Regions from separate parts of the Homo sapiens genome. Here region 2 is linked to region 1. Evidence: chromatin contacts called from ENCODE Hi-C or POLR2A ChIA-PET data. All regions are on one chromosome and are shown on one strand. The core of a region is the stretch at or near the end of the contact, and the rest is flanking DNA. Distances in the headings are between cores, read along the strand shown.

Region 1 (5,661 bases), core at 832-3,331:
GGAGAAAGAGGAGGAAGAGCCAGTGGACCTTAAAGTATAGGTCACATTTGGCCATGCTGAGATGTAAGGGAAAGGCATTCCAGGTGGAGGGCATACTGTGAGCAAAGTCCTGGAGGTGGGAAAGGTGGGCTGGTGTGTGGGCTTTTCAATTCATCTGAAGCATAGAGTAGATGAAGGAGAACAGCAGTAGAGAAAGCTGGATAGGAAGATTGGTTGTGGATGTAAGCAGCCAGGGCCATTGGACAACTTCAGCTCATTGATATGGTTTTCAGTAGGATGAGTCGGCTCAAATTGTTGTGCTTTCTTCCAGGTCAGAAAACCTACCCAAGAAGCCTATCAGAATGAATTAAAGATTGAAAGTGTAGAACGTTCCTTCATTCTCTCAGCCAGGTAAATTTTTTCTTCTTCTTTTTTTTTTTTTTTTTCTCATTCTGAGTCTGCTTGCTAGGGAATGTCAGGAAAATTTTGGTTTTTGGTTTTTTTTGAGACAGCATCTCACTCTGTCACCCAGGCTGGAATGCAGTGGCACAATCACGGCTCACTGCAGCCTCCACCTCCATGGCCCAAGCAGTTCTCCCACCTCAGCCTCTTGAGTAGCTGGGACCACAGGCATGCACTACCATACCCGGCTAACTTTAAAAATATTTTTTTGTATGCCAGGTGTGGTAGCTCACCCCTGTAATACCAGGACTTCGGGAGGCTGAGCTGGGCAGATCACTTGAGGTCAGGAGTTTGAGACCAGCCTAGCTAACATGAACATGATTAAACCCCATCTCTACTAACAATACAAAAATTAGCCAAGTATGGTGGCAGGCACCTGTAGTCCCAGCTACTCAGGAGGCTGAGGCAGGAGAATTGCTTGAACCCAGGAGGCGGAGGTTGCAGTGAGCGAAGATCCCACCACTGCACTCCAGCCTAGGTGACAGAGAGAGATTCTGTCTCAAAAAAAAAAATTTTTTTTTTAGAGATGGGGTCTCCATATGTTCCCCAGGCTGATCTTGAACTCCTGAGCTCATGCAATCTTCCCACCTTAGCTTCCCAAAGTGCTGAGATTACAGGTGTGAGTCACTGTGCCGGCCTATTTTTAAGAATACATAAACATAGATTTTTGTGAGTATAACAGGGAAAGATATTGCCAACACTTTTTGCACTTAGGTTAGCTACTGACTTTTTGTTCTTCTTTTTCTTCTTTCCCAATACCGTGCAGTTTTACTCTTGATTTACCATGCAAGGAAGTGGCTGAGAGCAGAGGCAACAGTATGCTAGAAGCACAGAGATTAAAATGTTCTTCTGAATAGAATAACAATGGTGAAAGTGCTTTGCTGATCATTTTTTAAGTGGCTATTTCAAATTGTTTTTAAGAACAACTAGTGCTTTATAGGTTATTAGGAAATTTGTAGGTGTCACTTAAAGGTTCTAACAAACCTATGAGGTAGGTGTAATCTCCTTCTAAAAATTAGGAAACTAAATTACAGAAAAATGGAGTTGCTGTCTTACGGATACATATTTGACACAGCCAGGATGCAAATCGAAGTCTTTTGCTTTTAAGTCCATTGTTATGGGCTGGGTGCAGTAGCTTACGCCTGTAATCAAGCACTTTGGGAGGCCAAGGCGGGTGGATCACCTGAGGTCAGGAGTTTGAGACCAGCCTGGCCAACATGGTGAAACCCCATCTCTACTAAAAATACAAAAAAATTAGCCAGACATGGTGGCATGTGCCTATGATCCCAGCTACTTGGGAGGCTGAGGCAGGAGAATCACTTGAACCTGGGTGGTGGAGGTTGCAGTGAACCGAGATCACTCCACTGCACTCCAGCCTGGGTGATAGAGCAAGACTCCATCTCAGAAAGAATGGAGGGAGGGCGGGAAAAGAAATCCATTATTATTTATGATACCACCTTGCCCCAGACCGGAACCTGCAGTGACTTAATATGTTGCCATAATGTAATTCAAGTGCTGAGGAAACCTGAAACTCTATGACTCATAAAAATACATTACTGAGTTACTGACTGAGTGGCGGAAGTGGGTATTTGGGAAGGTTTGACTGGTGAAGGGAGAGATGCCAATAGTCATAGCATGCTCCACTGCACAATCTAAATAATGAGACACTGTCTTCTCAGACCTAACCTTTGATCTAATAAAAATAGAAGCAAACGCTTTTGTAACACTTACTGTATGCCAGGCACCATCATAAAGACTTTATGTGTAGTACTTCGTTTCATCTTCACAGCAACCTGTAAGGCAAGTTGTCGTTATTATACCCATTCTATGCTGAGAAAAGCCACTCAGCTATACTAGCAGAGCCAGGATTTGAAACCAGGCAGTCTGTTTCCAATTGTCCATACCACTGAAATCAACTAGGATCTTAGGAGCAGGTGGAGTAGTGGCCAGAATCATTTATTACTCTGCATCAGTCACAGTGCTCATGTTTCGTTTTATATTTATTTTCTCTTTTAAGTTCTATGATAACTTTGTGGGGTGGATATTATCTTGATCTTCCAGATTAGAAAAATGGAGGCTCAGAGAGGTTCAATAACACATCTAAGGTTACACGAGTAGTAAGCAGTGGAGCTGTGATTTGAACCTAGGTGTTTCTGACAACCTTTATAATTTTGCTTACGTCCATGAATGTCAAGGACTCAAACCAAATGTCTGACTTCCCAAAATCAGAGGACCACAAGAGTCATCCTGGGGTGTGCTACTCCTCTGAAATGCAATGGCTACTGCTGCCTGACATACAGGATGACAGGAGAAGACAAATACCTGTGTCTAGGGTTTGTCAAATGCTTCGCAGCTAGCAGTCAGAACAAGCAAATTTCTTGGGGGTACCTGAAGCATCCACCAGATACCAATATTTAGAGAGTGCAGGTAAACTCTCAATCACTTAGCATTGTGACTTTTTCTTTTCTTTTCCTTTATTGTTGTTGTGTTTTTTTTTTTTTTTTTTTTTTTTGAGAAAGGGTCTCGCTCTGTCACCCAGGCTGGAGTGCAGTGGCACGATCTCGGCTGACTGCAGCCCCCGCCTCCCGGCTTCAAGCGATCCTTGTGCCTCAGCCTCCCAAGAAGCTGGGACTACAGGCATGCGCCACCATGCCCAGCTAAGTTTTTAATTTTTAGTAGAGACAGGGTTTCACCATGTTGCCCAGGCTGGTCTTAAACTCCTGACCTCAAGTGATCCACCCACCTCACCCTCCCAAAGTGCTGGGATTACAGGCGTGAGTCACCACGTCTGGCCATCTTTTTTAATTTTAAGATAGAGATGACCTTTCACCATATTGGCCAGGCTGGTCTTGAACTCCTGACCTCAGGTGATCCACCCCCACTCAGCCTCCCAAAGTGCTACAGGCAGGATTGTGTTCAGCCCTTTTTTCGTTTTTGAGGGATAGAGGAGTTTGAACAAAAGTTCAGAGAACAAGGCCGGTGCTAAGTGGCTCATGCCTGTAATCCCAGCACTTTGGGAGGCCGAGGCGGGTGGATCACAAAATCAGGAGATCGAGACCATCCTGGCCAACGTGGGGAAACCCCGTCTCTACTAAAAATACAAAAATTAGCCGGGTGTGGTGGCGCTTATCTGTAGTCCCAGCTACTCGGGAGACTGAGGCAGGAGAATTGCTTGAACCCAGGAAGTGGAGGTTGCAGTGAGCCGAGATCGCACCACTGCACTCCAACCTGGCAACAGAGTGAGGCTCCATCTCAAAAAAAAAAAAAAAAAAAAGAAAGTTCAAAGAACATTAAGACCATGTATATCATGTTCCCAGTGAGTGCTTGAGCTTGGTTCTTAAAATCAAGAGGTTATTTTCAAAATTCCAAGGCAGAAATGCCTATAGAAAAGTCAAGTTTTAATTGCACTTCTATTTCCCAAGTAAAAATGAGCCTTGGTGAAAAACAGTAATCTATTTTATTAAGATTAAATCATTCAAGAAATTATAGTGAATGTTTCTTTCCTTGGTTGTTAGGTGAATATCTGGATGTTCATGATTTCCAGATCAGTACCAGACAGGTGTAATGAACAGCTCTGATCAAGATTTATATTTCTGTGACTTTTTTCTTTTTTGTGACAGAGTCTCGCTCTGTTGCCCAGGAGTGCAGTGACGCGATCTTGGCTCACTGCAACCTCCACCTCCCGGGTTCGAGCAATTCTTCTGCCCTAGCCTTCCGAGTCACTGGGACTACAGGGGTGCGCCGCCATGCCCGGCTAATTTTTTTTTTTTTTTTGTATTTTTAGTAGAGATGGGGTTTCACCATGTTGGCCAGGCTGGTCTTGAACTCCTGACCTCAAGTGATCCACTCACCTTGGCCTCCCAAAGTGCTGGGATTACAGCCGTGAGCCACCATGCCCAGCAACATAACTATTTCCATTCTTCTTATCAATCAAGGTGGCAACCTCTCTTCCGCTGTCAGCTGGAGAGAGATAACTACCCCGTGAATCTCATCCAAGTTCCTGCCAGTGGTAGCTGGGTAGACAGCTTCAGTTTCTTGTCAGGAGCAAAAATAAACACCATAAGCTCTGACACCCATTCCCTTTTCTTCCAACTCAGGAGGATCCAGCATGCCCAACAAGACGGCAAGGTCCTGATCCTTACCATCAATGTTGGGAAAAGGGCATTTTTCTGTTCGCTCATCACTATTGTAAGCATTGATATCCTTGCTCCAGGCAAGATGGTCCTCAGCACTGTCTGTTGCAAGGGCAGTCAACTTCACATTGCTCTTGGTGAATTCTGGTGCCAGCTTTGCAGCTCTGCCAAGCTCCATAGTGCACACTGGTTTAGAGTCCCAAGGGTGGGAAAAAAGAATGCCACAGGAGTCTCCTAGAAAGTCGTGGGAACAGATACAGCCAACAGTGCGATTAGCCTCCGAGTTGGGAGCCTTGTGGATGGCAGCAGTAGTGACATGGTGGGCGAGACAGTGTAGCCACGGCAGCAAGCAGCCAGCTGGTCTGGGCAGTCCTGTTTGTGCTTTTGTTAGTAGTCTGGGGCTTAGTGATAAGCAGTGATAACTGAGAGCAATCATTGCTGAGTCAAACTAACTTTAGTGATGAGAGAAAGTCATTGTTTGGAGACTGGCATATGGAGAGCTATGAGGGAAGGCGATTGTCTGCTATCAACCATTAACAAATGTTTACTGGGCATCACCTACCCTGTCCAGGAGCTGGGGGTGTGCAATCCCTGTCCTTAAGGATAAGCTTTTATTCTAAAGTGGGAGATACATAATAATCAGGTTTATTTATATCTATGCACATAGAAATAATTTGGAGTATTCAATGTTATAAAGAAGAATAAAGTAGGCTGAGCAGATAGAAAGTGATGAGGTCAAGAACTTATATGGGGTGGGGGGGGGGGGGATCAGAAAAGTTATCTCTGAGGAGCATCAGAGACCAGAAGCAAATCCCAGATGGAAGGAACAGCAGGAACAAAAGACATACCAGGGAGGCAGGAAAGGGTATAGTATGTTAAAGAAACAGCAAGAATTCCAATATAGGTAGAGCCTAGTACTCCGGGGAGAGCCTAGTACTCCCCTAGTACCAGGGGAGATTAAATGTGAGTTACAGTTTAGGGGCAAGAGTTAGGGGCCACCCATAGTAAGGTCATTGAATTTTTAAGAGTTTTCAGCTAAGTGATAATATCTAATTTATGTTTGTGAAAGATCACACCGGCTTCTTTG
Region 2 (5,661 bases), core at 1,140-3,639, 1.1 Mb before region 1:
AAAAAAAAAAAAAAAACACTTTTAGAGGGCAGAAGGCCTTTGCTATATTTGGCATAGAAAGGCCATCACTTTTCAAACTCAGGGGGGTTTCTAGGCAGGATCATTACTGGAAACTCTAAGAACACTTATGGACAGTCTCCTTAACTGCCTGACCCATGTGCCCTCCTAACACAATTTGTAATTTTATCATCCTCATAAATTGAAACTCCTAACTGACCTTTTCCAAATAAATGGGTGCCATGGCGAGAGAGAAAGAAAAAGAGATCAGAGGGTATTTTGTAAGGCTCACAAATCGATTTCGGCTCATGAATAGATGCCTGGAACATGCTCCACACCCCCCCCACCCCCAAAGACAAGCACAGATGGAGAAGATGGGTGTGTGTGAGCTGCTTATCTCCCCCCACCTCTCAACACACATACACACGCGGGAAAGAAAAACCTGCAAATCTGAAATCCAAAATGGCCAAAGTGACTTCAAAGTTTTCAAGACATGTCCTGAAAAGGCTCGTTGGGCGGCTGCACCCCTAAGTAAATAAAGCCATAACTTGTCTCCTTCCCCAGCGCCGGGCTCCCAGGCTGACAGTGGCTGCACAAAACCCCTCCTGTGCCGAGCAGCGGAAACTCCTAATGAGATTAGTTGGTGTGTGTGCAGACATTACTTAGCAATGACTAAGGGGGCTCTCTCTTCCTGCAGCAGCCAGTGGAAAATTCAAGGAACTTTTTCCCCCTGCAGCAGCAGAATCCCTTTAACCCTCTCCGCAGCCAACTCCAAAAACAACTCAGCCTCCCCTTTCCCCGCCACCCCCAGGCTGGAGGACTGGGGTGGGGGTAGTTAAAGACCGGCCAGGGGCTTTCAAATGAGGGAGGGTGGGAGGGGGCTGGCGGGGAAGGGGCGGGGGACCCCTCGAACACTACAAAGGAAACTGTAAAAGGCACAAATACATAAACCTAAGAAGGAGCAAACCACAGTTTCTTTGTGAGCTCCTCTAGTGAGTCATTTTCAAGATGCTGTCTGCTGCCAGTTTCAAAGCGGAAGCGCATGGCAATTAGTCTTGCCGTTTCCAGACAAGCCAGAAACTCTCCCGACACTCGTTTTTTTTTCTTTCTAAAAAGCCCCTTTTGCAGTTTCTGAAATAACATTTCTTGCTTCCACCTCCACCCGCCGCCTAACTGCAGCTTGTCCCTAGGATGATTCGGTTCAGAAAAGATAACAAAACCAAGACCTTTTATTTTTGCTTTTTAACTACTCCAAAATCTTAATCCCGCCTCCCCAAAAGTTACAGTAGCGTCACAGGCCAACGTTGAGTTCGAAGGTAAACAGGGATGGGGAGTGGAAGGGGCCCCAAGATCATTTCTTGCCTGGTCCTTCTCCAAAACCATGCCCAATAGAGACCACCGGCTTTTAAATGTCCGATGGGGCGTGCGCCTGGGGCGGTGACCTGGGCGGGGGTCACCTGCCAAGCGAGAGTGGACGCAGCCCCCAGCCCCACACCTTCGCGACCCATGTCCTCCACCGCCCTCTCCATCCCTGTCTTCCTCCCTGGATCCGAGCACCAGTGCACTTTGCCCACTCGAGGGGAGCCTGACTGCGGTCCCAGCTGGAAGGTCGGCGGTGGTCCAGCCTCCAGGCACTCAGCCTGCTCCTGCCACGGTTCTTCCCAGGGACCCGAAGTCTCGCCGTCCCCCGCTCCCCGCGCTGCCTGCAGCGGGGCCCTGGGCGAGCTCCCAGGGTTGCACGCCCGGCGCCCCTTCCTCTGGGGTCGCAGCGCAGCCCCAGGGAGGGGAGCCGCGGGCGCAGGGTCCCCGCAGCCCCGGGCCCGGCGCGAGCTCGGGCGACGGCGGTGGCAGCGACGCGGGCGCAGGAGCATCCGCGGCGCCCCCTCCCCGCGGCCGGCCCTCCCGCGCGGACGCACCGCCACCCCCACCCCGGCCCGCAGCCCACCCCGCGGCGCCCCCCGCCCCACCCCCACCGCGCCCAAGAAAAGAAAGAAAAAAAGAAAACACCCCCAAACAAACTTTTTAAGTGTCCGAGCAACAGGCAGAAGCCCTGTTACCTACCCAGATGTGGGGGAGTCTTCTTCGGGGGGAATTTCTAGGAGGACCCGGGCGAAAGCCCCCGACTTTCCATGCTGACAGGCGTCTGCAGACGGTCTGTGGCTCTTGTAATGAGATCCTGATTTTTCCCCCTTTTTTTCTTTCTCTCGCTCCTCTTTTTTTTTCCCCTCTGGTGTGTGTGAGAGCAGGAAGTTGGAGCAGTCAGGCCGAGCCGGCTCACTTCCTTTACTGCATTATTCCCCAGGCGGTGTGCAGTCTGTGTAAACAGGCTTTTCCGCCCCGCGCCGCGCGCCCCGGCCGCGGCTGTGCGCCGGGGCTGGCCGCCCAGGCCCGCGCCTCCCCCGCCGCCCCGGCCCCGTGCGCGCCCCGCACCGCCCCCACCCGCCCCGCTTCCTGCGCGGCCACCCCGGGGAGGAGCCTCCGACCCGCGGCGACTCCGCGCGGCCGCAGCCCCTCCCCACGGGGAGGGGGGTCCGCCCGCAACCCGCAGAAGCCGCCGCGCTTCCCGGGACACCGGGGATCCCTCCTCACCTCAACCCCTGGGGGTCGAGCGCGCGGGGCACCACGACGGGGTCGTGCCCTGCGCAGTTGGCCCGGGAGGGGGGTCCCGAGGTGGGGAGGCGGCTGGACTCGCTGTTTCCCATCCGCTGGGATGGAAGAGTTGGGGGGCAGAGGGGAATCGAGAGTGGGGTTCAGGGTTTGGTTGCTCTGGGCAAAGGACTGCTTTTCTTGTGGGTGCGGGCACAGTTTCCGTCTGGGGTTGGAGATGGACACCGTTCCTGTCTGGGTTTTCGGTGTTTTAAAAGCCAGCCCTCGGCCGGGCGTGCTGGCTCACGCCTGTAATCTGAGCACTTTGGGAGGCCAAGGCGGATGGATCACCTAAGGTCAGGAGTTCGAGACCAGCCTGGCCAACACGGCGAATCCCCGTCTGTACTAAAAATACCAAAACAACAACAACAAAAACAGCCAGGTGTGGTGGTGGGTCCCTATAATCCCAGCTACTTGGCAGGCTGAGGCGAGAGAATCGCTTGAACCTGGGAGGCAGAGGTTGCAGTGAGCTGAGATCGCCCCATTGCACTCCAACCTGGGCAACCAGCGAAACTCCGTCTCAAAAAAATAAAAAAGCCAGCCCTCAGTTGGGGGGCGAGCCTGTGGGGAAAGGATAAGGAGCCACAACACTGGAAGTCATGGAAATAATGCCCGCAGGGTCAGAGACTGAGGCTTGAAGGGAGCCTCTGTGGTCTCAGAACTGGTCTTCACACCTCCACATCCCTCAAGGAGGTCCTGCCTCTGAGGGCTCAGGCCAGGCTCTGATGGGAGAGCCTGCCCATTGCCCTAGGCTGAGACAAGGTTGGGGGGGATGGCTGTTGAAGAGCCTCTCCCTTCCCAGGCCTGCGCCCCAACCTCACTGCTCACCTTCCAGAACCTTCCATTCCCATGCCGCCACTTAGCAGCCCAGACCCCTGGTTTTCAAACTTGACCCAAGGGGCTTGTTAAACCACTAGTGGCTGGGCCTCTCCTGGAGTCCCAGATTCAGTAGGTCGGGGGTGGTTCCGGGCCCCGGCTAATGTCAGAATCACCTGGGGAGTGTTTTGACACTCTCCAACAATATACTCAACCCAGGCCAATTAAGTCAGATTCTCTGGGGGCCGGGTGTGAGTCCTTTCAAAAGGACCACATTCTAAGAGTTCCTCCACTACGTTTGTTTCTAGTTTTGCAGTCTCTCCTGAAAGATTATTTTGTTTACAAATTTCTCACTGCCATCAACTGTGAGCTGCTAAAGGGCACGGGGTATGTTTTACTGATTAGTACCACATCCCAGCTCCAAGTGCCTATCAGAGCACACAGGTGATAGGAATTTCCTTCGGGCATTTGCTTCAGGGCTCCTGTGGGTAGTCCACTGGAAAGGGTGGGAGAATGCCCTCCAGACCTCTGAGAAGGAGTGGGAAACCCGTGGGGTGTAGGGTGGGGGCACGGTAGGAGAGTGGGGCAGAAGGAGAAGATATGGAAAAGAGGGCTGCTTATCAACCCCTGATTTCCCACAGCTAATTTTCCAATTAGGGTATTATTGTTTTAATCCCCAGTCATCTTCTTCTGTCACTCAGTAGAACACCTATGGTGTCCCTATATGATCCAGCTGTTGGACTGAGAGAATGTAAACTTATTATCCTCAGGGAAAAAAAAAAAATCCACACAGTTAAGAACTCATGTTGCTTTGCTTTAGGAGATATATGCCTGAAAGAAACCGGTCTGAAAAGGCTATGTTCTGTATGATTCCAAACTATATGACATTTTGTAAAAGGCACTATGGAGATAGTACAAAAGATCAGTGGTTGTCAGGGGTTAGCAGGGAGGGAGGGGTGGACAGGAGGAGCACAGAGGGCAAGGAAACTACTACTCGGTATGATACTATAATGGTGGACACATTTGTTAAGACCCACAGAATATACAACACCAAGAATGAACTCTAATGTAAACCATGGACTTTGGGTGATAGTGATGTGTCAATGTAGATTCAATTACAACAAAGGTACCACTCTGGTGGGGGATGTTGATGATTGGGGAAGCTGTACACGTGTCAGGGCAGGAGGTATATGGGAAACCGCTGTGCCTCCTTCTCAGTTTTGCTGTGAGTCTAAAATCACTTTAGGGTTGGGCATAGTGGCTCACGCCTGTAATCCCAACACTTTGGGAGGCCGAGGTGGATGGATCACCTGAGGTCAGAAGTTCGAGACCAGCCTGGTCAACATGGTGAACCCCCATCTCTACTAATAATACAAAACTTAGCCAGGTATGGTGGCAGATGCCTGTAATTCCAGCTACTCAGGAGGCTGAGGCACGAGAATTGCTTGAACCTGGGATGTGGAGTTTGCAGTGAGCCAAGATCAAGCCACTGCACTCCAGCCTGGGTGACAGAGTGAAATTGTGTCTCAAAAAAATTTAAAAAAATAAATCACTTAAAAAAAATAGTGAAAAATAGTCTAGGGGCCAGGTGTGGTGATACTACTCTCACCTATAATACCAGCTACTCAGGAGGCCAAGGCAGGAGGATCGCTTGAGCCCAAGAGTTCACACTCCAGCCTGGGCAACAAAGTGAGACCCTGTTTCTTTTTCTCTTTTTTTTTTTTTTTTTTTTTTGAGACAGAATCTCACTCTGTCACCCAGGCTGGAGCACAATGGTGCGATCTCTGCTCACTGCAACCTCCACCTCCCGGGTTCAAGCAATTCTCCTGCCTCAGCCTCCTGAGTAGCTCGGATTACAGACACGCACCACCATGCCTGGCTAATTTTTGTATTTTTAGTAGAGACGGGGTTTCACCATGTTGGTCAGGCTGGTCTCGAACCCCTGACCTCGTGATCTGCCCACCTCGGCCTCCCAAAGTGCTGGGATTACATGTGTGAGCCAGCGCACCTGTTCAACCCTGTTTCTTAAAAAAATAAAAAATACATACACAAACATATGAAGTATATGAAGTCTGTTTTTTAAAAAAAGTATATTCAAAGCCAAACATTTTAATTCAGTGATTTTTATGCTTTTATTTTTGCACAATAAATCTTTGTAGAATCCTAACATGTAAGGGAGCATGTTTTTGTCAACCAGTTTTA

What was found. A loop is a pair of places that touch in the nucleus more often than their neighbours do. ChIA-PET counts read pairs that join two places held with the same protein, here RNA polymerase II (POLR2A). Pooled maps may share reads with other maps.
Region 2: a pooled map shows a loop between it and region 1 (10-fold over the local background). The contact joins the promoter of ELK3 here to the enhancer-like site in region 1. A Hi-C loop is called at or near these places in 1 of 37 single-sample maps with no recorded cell type and 7 of 50 pooled maps. POLR2A ChIA-PET finds 5 or more read pairs at or near these places in 2 of 52 experiments (WTC11 and activated CD4-positive, alpha-beta T cell).

The regions. Positions count from the first base shown.
Region 1 is chr12:95,099,736-95,105,396 of GRCh38, reverse strand. FGD6 (FYVE, RhoGEF and PH domain containing 6) reads left to right here. Exons shown (of 21, transcript NM_018351.4): 14 at 311-390. It also overlaps the pseudogene LOC100287148. Among named protein-coding and RNA genes, the nearest start is that of NR2C1, 29 kb to the right of the region's middle. Within about 2 kb of position 2,081, at least 4 of the 41 ENCODE cell types and tissues checked have a DNase peak (open chromatin) inside an H3K27ac peak, as active enhancers do.
Region 2 is chr12:96,191,103-96,196,763 of GRCh38, reverse strand. It overlaps ELK3 (ETS transcription factor ELK3), which reads right to left and starts at 2,389. Exons shown (of 5, transcript NM_005230.4): 1 at 2,059-2,389. RefSeq lists an enhancer at 1,014-1,093 and a silencer at 2,425-2,564.